3 separate regions of the Homo sapiens genome follow, and regions 2 and 3 are each linked to region 1. A link is a contact called in ENCODE Hi-C or POLR2A ChIA-PET data. All regions are on one chromosome and are shown on one strand. Each heading gives the region's core, a stretch centred on a gene start or an enhancer-like site at or near the end of the contact. The rest is flanking DNA. Distances are from core to core; before and after follow the strand shown.

Region 1 (3,138 bases), core at 348-2,847:
CTTATTTATTCACATTGAGACAGGGTCTTATTCTGTTGCCCAGGCTGGAGCGCAGTGATACAATCACAATTCACTGCAGCCTCGACCTCCTGGGTTCAAGCAATCCCCCCACCTCAGTCCGCCCAGTAGCTGGGACTAGGAACATGCACTACTGAGCTCGACTAATGTCTTTATAAAGATGAGGTCTCACTATGTTGATTAGGCTGGTCCCGAACTTCTGGGCTCAAGTGATCCTCCTGCCTGGGCCTCCCAAAGAGCTGGGATTACAGGCAAAAACCACCACATGTGGCCTGTTCTTTTATTTTCGAATATTCTGCTTTTTAAAAAGTCATTACTGGTTAAAAAATAGAAATCCATCCTTGCAAAACACACACACAGAATAATTCACCTAGCAAAAAATTCAAACCCCTAAGTATAAAAAGTAAAAAATAACCAAATCTCTTACCTTGATTCCTTTATATGCATACATAGATTTTTTTTAAAAGAAAGAGACATGGTGTCACAAAAAGAGTATACATATTACTTTGCAAAGTCGTTACTTAACAGCTTTCTAGTTAATAATTGTATTGTATGGTCATAACATAATTTATTTAACCATGTCCCTACTGATGGACATTTCAGCTTATTCCACATTTTTATTTAATTGCAATGCATGATTTATCCCAAGAAGTAAAATTTGTCCCAATAAGTGGGCCTGTTTAAACGGCCTTTGTTAAACAATCAAAGGGTGTGTATATTTCACATCGACAGGTACTGCCAAACTGTTCTTCAAAGTGATGGTATCAACAGTACTATCAAAATATATGAAAAGTGCCTTTTCTCCTTAGATCCTTATTATCTATTTTAAAAAATATTTACCAATCTGGGAATCAAAAAATGATGTTTCAGTGTTTTTTTTTTAATTTGCACTGATTTAATTATTTGTTTCCAACTTTATTTTTTACTATCTGTATGTTGTCTTTGGAGAAATATCTACCTGTCCATATTTTTTATTTTTTAATAGGGTTAGCTTTTTTATATTATTTGAGGCTTTTAATCTATTATGAATACTAAGACTTTTCAACTTGTGTTGCAAATATCCTCTCTAACTCTTCATTTATGAATGCTGGCTTTCAACATATGAATATGGTTAAATTAGTCACAATTTCCCATTATAATTTCTGGGTTTCAAGATAGTTTTTAAACTAATTCCAAGCTTAATAAATCAATTGAGAGAACACACCCACAAAGGATACAATTAACCCCGTGTTTTTACCTCTTTATGTGCACTCTGAGCTTACTTTATTCTTTTACATCAATGTGTATATGATCTCTCAGAGTGCTAAGGCACTCAAAGAACCCAGCAAAACACCCAGTGTAGATTTTCAATAAATGTTCATTTATTTCATTCCTCCTGAGTCCCATTAGTTTAGAGACAACAGACACATAATTCTTTTTAAAATATTTTCCAACAGAATTCCAATTGTGTTCAGGGTGACAACGTGCCCGGCCAAAACTACATTTCCCAGCCTTGTCTCCAGCTACGGGTGGCAATGTGACACAGTTTTGGTTAATGACATGTAAGCGGAAGTCACTGAACTGAGCTTCCAGGAAGCTCTTTGAAAGAGAACAGGCACAGCTGGTACGTGCCTTTTGCCATCTGCCCTTCTCCTCCTTCCTGCCTGGAAAGCAGATGCAATGCTGACTGGAGAGCAGCCATCGTGAGGCTTCAAAGGGACAAGATCACTAAGGATGGCTGAATGGAAAGGCAGCAGCACCATGGGTCTCTGATAGCATCTCTGAGCCACTGACCAACCCTAGAATGCCCACCTCTGGACTTCTTGGTATAAAAGGAAAATAACCGTTTACTTGTTTAAGACATTGTGAATGAGTCAGGTTTTCTGTTCGTTGCAGCAAAATCTAGAATCTAAACTATATATCAGGGTTCACTCAACATCTTCATATAAATTTTAAAACAACCCTTTCATTTTCATAGCTTGAGATAATCCCTTGAAGAACAGCTATGCTGGTTTGAAAGGCAAGTTCTCTATTCACAGATACACTTTTTTTTTTTTTTTTTTTTTTTTGGAGACCGAGTCTCGCACTGTCGCCCAGGCTGGGGTGCAGTGGCACGATCTTGGCTCACTGCAACCTCTGCCTCCCAGGTTCAAGCGATTCTCCTGCCTCAGCCTCCCAAGTAGTTGGGATTACAGGCGCCCACCACCAGGCCCAGCTAATTTTTTGTATTTTTAGTAGAAACGGGGTTTCACTATGTTAGCCAGGCTGGTCTCAAACTCCTGACCTCATGATCCACTCGCCTCAGCCTCCCAAAGTGCTGGGATTACAGGCATGATTACATGGGACGCCTGGCCTTATTCACAGACATACTTAATTTTAAAAGGAGAAATCAAATCATTAAACACTTCAAGTACAAAATTCAAGAACACCCTTAAGGAGAAGTCAGTAATCAGCAACATATGGTGTCACCTGTGCTAACTTGGTGTTAAATTACCCTTATCAGCACACCACATGGCTTGTTTTAGCTGTGACATAAAATTTAGGCATCTAAGACTTTTCCACGAAAAAAAAAATCACAGCTAAGAAGGAATTCTTAACAATTATACAAGACTGAGTATGTATTTTTGTCATTAATCCATTCCCAAGAATTTGGGCTCACTTGTAGCTTGAAATGAAGAATTAAGAAAATATTACAGAATGTGCCCAGGGAAAGACCCACCACTGTCCAAAATCATGTTCTTCAAAGTATTTCACTAGATAAGGAAGGAAATGCACAAGCTGATGGAACTATTTAACCACTCTACTACTGGAAAGAACAATCTCAAAATGTAGTCCTGTTTTAGTCCTCACTTTAGCTAGCCAGCCTCTCAGAACCGAAGAATGAGCAAAAGCCCCGCAAGAGGAGCAGATTGAGCCCTCGACAGAGGTCCTCTCCAGGATGGCAGTCATTTCAGCTTGGGAAAGAAGGGGAGATGGGGGGCATATGCTGTAAGCTCCAGGAGACTGGAGCTTTGTCATCTTTGCAGCTTCTTTTTTTTTATTTTTTAGAGACAGGGTCTCATTATGTCACCCAGGCTGGAGTGCAGTGGCTATGCACAGGCATGATGATCACACACTACAGCCTCAAACTCCTGGGCTTAA
Region 2 (3,138 bases), core at 162-2,661, 220 kb after region 1:
TATTGGACTTCTAAATTGTTTCCCGTTTTCCTCTGTTTCAAATAATGCTGTAGTCAATTGCTTTTTTTTTTTTTTTTAAACATCTTATACAAATAATATGAGAGTTCTTCTAGGAGTTGGCATTGTTGAGTTTTAGGGTATGCTCATGTTTAGCTTTATCAGATACTATCCAATTGTTCTCCAAATGGTAGTATAATTATAGGCTCACCAGAAGTATTGGAGAGTTCCTATTGCTTTATATTCTTGTCATCACTTGGTATTGTCAAATTTAAAAAATTTTTGCTAATCTTATTGTGAAATGATATCAATATTTTAATTTGTGTTATCTGTTAACTAGTGTATTTCATCATCTTCCTACATGTTTATAGGTCATATGGATTTCCTTTTAGGTATCCTTATCTATTGCCCATTTTTTGCTTTTGGGAATTGTCTATTTTTATTGCATATTTTTCTAGTGACTAACTTTATATTTTTCTTCATTTATGTGCAATTTTCCTTGATTCTCAAAGTCCATATATTCAGGAAGACCTCCCCACCCCCTTTGATTTTTAAGACATTACTGGAATTTCACCTGTAAACTTTAAACCTGGAGTAAGTCAATCCTCCTGAGATTTTTCCTTCAGATTTTAATCTTTTTCCTGTTTCTATTTGCCTGCCATTACTCCTTATTTTACTAATTCATTTAAACTATAGCGGATTTTCCCCTTTTTTGGTTTTGGGAGGTTGGTGGTGATTTGCAGAGGGAGAAATGAGAAGCAATAGAAAAATAAATAAAAATTTGCCTAAAGTTTATAAAATTGATATAGCTATGTGTAAAATGCTTAGAATATGCTTGTGAACCTTGCTGGGGTTTTTTTTTTACATTTGAAATTCATTCTAGATTCAGCATTGTACAGCCAAAGGCCATTTATTTCATTTTATATTGTCTGCGTTGCAGATGCTCATCATTACATGATTAGTTTGTGTGTGTGCATGTGTGTGTGTGTGTGTGGTCCGCGCAGTGCCTGTTTTCCCCCACATTCTCAAGACAGTTCCATGTATCTATCCATTATTCTGCAAAGCAACTGCATTAACAGTTGAAACTTCACGCAGTACCACTGGTGCTTTGACATTTTTGTGATATTAGAGAGAAAATGACCAAGTACTTGGTAGCTGTGTTTCCCAAATACTTTAAAGGTGGTTTAAAGGGTAAAAGGAGATGATGTAAGTAGTGCTTGCTTATTTATCTTCTGTCAGGGTGTGGTAATAGCAGCAAGGGCCTGGAGCTCCTGAGCTGTTTACAATTGTCACAGAGCCTGTGAGGCTGGGAAACCTTCCTCGAGAATATGCTGGCCCAGATTTCTTCAGCATTCCTTCTCTGTTGCTTCTGCCTTCTGCCTTACGTGCCAGAGAAAGAACTCATGACTTCTGTCCAGAGTCACAAAATCTTGGCTGATCTTGATGAAGGAGTCTTGCAGCATATTCTCATGGCATGAATCTTTTGAAGAGAGGTGCCAGTATAACATAGCTTCACTAGGAAAACTCTTCCTAGAATAGAATTGGATTTCTTTTTTTAATGGTTTGATGTAAGTCAATGAAGAAACTTGAGTCTATTTTAGTGTAGAATGACTTCAACCCCCATCAAGTTTGGAAGTCTTCTCTGTGTGAGATTTAGAAAGGCTGTACACAATACAATTAGGTCTTGCTTTGTGAAGAAATTAGTATAAAAAATGACAATTAATTTAGAAGTGATCATTTTAAAGCATGTTTTGTATAAAAATATACTCCAGTATTTGTAGAAAAAAGCCCTAAACTGAGTCTTGATTTTATTTTTAAAAAATTTGTAAGTGGTAAGGATTTTGGTTTTCCTAAGCACCATATACTTAAATACCATTATCACACTTAAAAGAGTATTAACAATTCCAGTAATATAATCTTGAAATTTCCTGATTGTCTCAAAAATCTTCGCTTTTGCCTCTTTTATAACAGTTTTAACTCTTCAGATTCCCTTCCCTTTGCTTTTTTATGCCACTGATTTATTGGAGAAACCAGGTCATTTGTCCTGTATAATGTTCCACATTCTGGATTTGACTGATTGCTCTCTTGTGCTGGTGTTTAACTTGATCCTATATCCCCACTATTCCCTGCAAACTGGTAGTTAGAACCGAAGGCTTGATTCAATTCAGGTCGAATCTTTTCTTTCTTCCTCTTTTTTTTGGTAAGAATCCTTTATAGTTGATGTTGTGGTATTGCATCATGTCATGAGAAACATAGTGTCTGGTCATCCTCATTGAGTGATACTGAGATGAATATGTGGATTCTGTTTGTACACTGTTACTCTGTTGGTATAGAAGGGCCCATTATAGTCATTTAAAACTTTTTAAGATGCTTAAGAATCTCAGAAAAGATTCTAACTTAGCAGGTGTAAGGGAAGAAACATCTATTATTAATAAAACATGCAACACATACAAAAACCCCCAAACCTCTCTACATTTACTCAGATGTGGTAAGAATCACTACATTTAAAATGTAATTAGAGTGACAAAAATTTACTCTTCTACAAATGCTTTGAGATTGTTTATCTTATATAAAATGAAGCATATTTTAAAATATTAAGAGCTGTAAAGATGTTTGAGATTGCTGTGGTGTAATAAAAAAGTACTGACTCTGGACACAGGAGGCCAAATCATTTTTTTGAGGTCTATTTTTTTTTACATTTAGAAAATAATAAGACCGGGCATGGTGGCTCACACCTGTAATCCAGCACTTTGAGAGGCCGAGGCGTGTGGGTCACCTGAGATCGGGAGTTTGAGACCATCCTGGTCAACATGGCAAAACTCTGTCTCTACTAAAAATACAAAAATTAGCTGGGCGTGGTGTTGCGTACCTGTAATCCCAGCTACTCGGGAGGCTGAGGCAGGAGAATTGCTTGAACCCAGGAGGCAGAGGTTGCAATGAGCCAAGATCGTGCCTCTGCACTGCAACCTCAAAAAGAAAAGAAAAGAAAAGAAAAATAACATATCTATCACAGGGTTGTTTTAATGATTAAATGAAATTATTTATTTGGAAGCAATTCAGCACCCAGTAATTAATTGAGTCTAAATCTGAAATTCATTCCAACAATACAGATTTTTTTCAGTCTATATCTTCAAAGTAAGT
Region 3 (3,138 bases), core at 351-2,850, 210 kb before region 1:
ATTCAAAACCACAAAGGACCTTGCAGATTAAGCCAGGTACAGTGGGCTCTGTATAAATACAGAAAGCCCAACTCAAGCTGGCTAAAGTAATAAAGGGGATTTATTGGCTCCTATAAATGGCAAGTCCAGAAGTAGTTTAGCATCAAGGGTGGTGTGATTCCATGGGTGATGAATGTCTCTGAGGACCCAGTTTCTTTTTACCTCTTCTCTTGCCTCTCAGGGCGTTGTTCTCATTCGCAGGCTGGCTTCCCCTCATGATGGCAAGAAGGCTGCCAGCCACCCCCAGAGTAATTCAATTCCTCACCAGTGGCCAGGGAGGGAGAAACCTTGTTTCTGGAAGTTCTGTCAGCAGAGCGAGAAAGCTTTTTCCTGACTCTCAGTAAATCTCCCAATATAAGTCATGAGCCCATCCACTAATAACGTATCTGGTAAGTGGGGCTCTGCTGGTTAATTGAGGGTGAAACTTCATGCCCTTTTCTATGGCCAGGGTGGGATCAGCTTCTGCCAGAGCACATAAACGGCACAGCAGAATGGGGAGGTAGGGAGGTGGGGGTACCCGAAAATAATTAAGGTGATGACCTAGAGAGGAAGGAGTAGATGCTACAGAAGCTACCATGAGGTTCACTCAGAGATCCTCTGCTCTCAGCATGACAACAGGACTCAGCAGAAAGCACAGATGTGTGATGCTGTCAAGACTCTGACAGTGGGAACTGGGGGGCAGGCCTACCCAAGAGGCATTCAAATTCACACTTTCAAAAAAAAATGCTGGCCAAGCAAAACCTATATCTGCAGATATATCTGCCGATCTGGAGAACAGATGAGGAAACCAAGAAGCAAAGCAGGGAAGTAATTGCCTAATCACAAAAGTTGCCATACCCTGAGGTCCTTGTGCATACATCTGTCACCACCTTTTACAGAAGAGGAAAACGGCTTCCGGATGTCAACGAATTTGCCCAAAGCCACATGGCCAGTGAGTGACAGGGCCAGGATTTGGACCCAAGCCTGTGTAGCCCCCATTCCTCTGTTCTTTCCCAATGTCTAAAAGTTGGATTGGTGGCATTAACAGAAAGAAAAACCCCAAGCCAGTTCAAAGCTCTATTATACTGTGTGTCAGCAAGAAGTTTTAGGAGCCCATCTAATGTCATGGGCTGTGGAATATATAACCAAGTGAATGGAAAGGGAAGAAGATTTTGTGAAGCAAATACTTTCAGTGATAAAGTGAGTTGTCAGTGAATTTTATCCAGGGAAGAGAAGAACCATCTGCCCTGAGTACAGGCACCCAGGAAGCACAGGGTGAATCCTGCCTGGCTCAGTGGATGCCGGCAGCTTCTGGCATCCTGGCACGGGCACAGTGGCAGTTTATAAACTCCTTTTCCATAAGCTGTCAGACTTGGAGAGGTCCTGCAGGATATCTGGGCCTTGGCATCGGCAAAGTGATCACGAGAGATGTTCAGCTCTCTGAGAAGTGCAAGTCTTGGCTTGCATCCACTGTGTGGGAGCCCCAGGCGAGCTGCGACCTTCTCCTCCTGTCTGCTGACTTGCCACTGGAGAGAAAGTCAGGTTTCACAGGATGCTTAAGAAACTGCAGTGAAGAGGAAATGCAGGGGTCTGTGTGTTTCTAACCCAGTGCCTGCCCCTTCTTCTCCTTGCAGCCTGCTTCGTTGTTGTGCTCTGTGCTTTCCTGGCTCTGCCGCTGTCCATGACCTTCATAGGTAAGCTGCCTTCCGAGCTGCTGGACGCCACAGGTCAGCCAGGTTGGGGCATGGACCCAAGGCATGTAATCTTTAAACATTAAATATGTGTTTAAGAAGAACTGGCCAGCCCGATGATTCCCAGACACCTATGTGCCATCTCAGAATGACTTGGTGAAGATTTAAAAAATACACATTCCTGGGCCCCGCCCTGGGAGATATCAGTGCAGTATATCTGGGTGGGGACAGACACTCTCTTTTAGAAATCTGTCCCCAGATGATTCTGATCCCTCCAGCCCAAGTTTGGAAGTGACTGGGCTAGAGGTTTCCCAAAGTCCCTTCCCAGTTCCTATGTTCCCTTGTGGAAGCAGGTTGCAAGCAATACAAAAAATGCACCTGGCGTTAGGTGATGTATGGGCACTCTATACATTTTTTTTTTTTTTTTTTTGCTGAATGAATGAGTAAATATTTCCATAAATCACGTATATTAAACAACCTCATAATCCAGAAGTGTGAGGTCTAGCGAAGGTCAGGGGAGGGGCAGGATGGGGGAAGCTCCTTAAGTAGCTAAAAATTGTTATCACGTGTCAGTGAAATTAATCTCATGCTCCTGAACATTGCTAATGGGAGCCCTGTGTACAGGACCTAGCTACCCCTATTTACCTAGAAGCCCAGCATGGCTGGGCATGGTGGCTCACGCCTGTAATCCCAGCAGTTAGTGGGGCTGAGGCGGGCCGATTGCTTGAGCCCAGGAGTTTGAGACTAGCCTGGGCAACATAGTGAGACCTTGTCTCTACCAAAAAATGCAAGTCTTGACTTAAAAATTAGCTGGGTGTGGTTGCGTGTGCCTGTAGTCCCAGCTACTCGGGGGACTGAGGTGGGATGATCGTGCCACTATACCTCCAGCCTGGGCAACAGGACTGAGACCCTGTCTCCAAAAAAAAAAAAAAACACAAAAACAAAAAAGAAGCAGCTCAGCAGGCCCAGTGTTCTAGGTCCAAGCTCACAGCATATTGGAGCAGAAAGTAAAAGAGCATAGGAGTTGTTGCAAAACAGCAACAACGAAACACCCAGTACCCTAATTGCTTAATGGGTAGGAGCCTTCCTTTTGAGGTGATGAAAATGTTTTCGAACTAGATGGAGGTGGTAGTTGCACAACACTGTGAATCCACTAAATGCCACTGAATTATTCACTTTAGAATGGTTTCTTTTGTTATGTAAGTTTCACCCTGCCACCCCTGCTAAAGCCACAATACTAAAAATGGAAACAAAAACAGTATCCTTAGATCTGTAAGACATGAAAGCTAACAGCCTGACAGGAAATAAAAAAGAAGATAAGATTTTAAGGTTTGCAGAGAACTGAAACAGCCAAGTAGTCTGGGGCCATTTAGTGTAAGAGTGAACAATTCAATCACTTCAGCAGGCCCTGGTGCTGTGATTATTACAG

What was found. Hi-C counts contacts between places; a loop is a spot of excess contacts on that map. ChIA-PET counts read pairs that join two places held with the same protein, here RNA polymerase II (POLR2A). Pooled maps may share reads with other maps.
Region 2: POLR2A ChIA-PET joins it to region 1 with 11 read pairs in CD8-positive, alpha-beta memory T cell. The contact joins two enhancer-like sites. POLR2A ChIA-PET finds 5 or more read pairs at or near these places in 3 of 52 experiments (CD8-positive, alpha-beta memory T cell, GM12878 and activated CD4-positive, alpha-beta T cell).
Region 3: a pooled map shows a loop between it and region 1 (2.4-fold over the local background). The contact joins two enhancer-like sites. A Hi-C loop is called at or near these places in 5 of 50 pooled maps. POLR2A ChIA-PET finds 5 or more read pairs at or near these places in 5 of 52 experiments (B cell, GM10248, activated CD4-positive, alpha-beta T cell and 1 more).

The regions. Positions count from the first base shown.
Region 1 is chr13:51,613,115-51,616,252 of GRCh38, reverse strand. All of the region lies in intron 1 of WDFY2 (WD repeat and FYVE domain containing 2), which reads right to left. Among named protein-coding and RNA genes, the nearest start is that of WDFY2, 30 kb to the right of the region's middle. RefSeq lists enhancers at 1,688-1,777, 1,808-1,867. Within about 2 kb of position 1,597, at least 16 of the 41 ENCODE cell types and tissues checked have a DNase peak (open chromatin) inside an H3K27ac peak, as active enhancers do.
Region 2 is chr13:51,395,669-51,398,806 of GRCh38, reverse strand. All of the region lies in intron 4 of INTS6 (integrator complex subunit 6), which reads left to right. Among named protein-coding and RNA genes, the nearest start is that of MIR5693, 49 kb to the right of the region's middle. Within about 2 kb of position 1,411, at least 9 of the 41 ENCODE cell types and tissues checked have a DNase peak (open chromatin) inside an H3K27ac peak, as active enhancers do.
Region 3 is chr13:51,825,140-51,828,277 of GRCh38, reverse strand. TMEM272 (transmembrane protein 272) reads left to right here. Exons shown (of 5, transcript NM_001351003.2): 3 at 1,653-1,712. Among named protein-coding and RNA genes, the nearest start is that of TMEM272, 18 kb to the left of the region's middle. Within about 2 kb of position 1,600, at least 14 of the 41 ENCODE cell types and tissues checked have a DNase peak (open chromatin) inside an H3K27ac peak, as active enhancers do.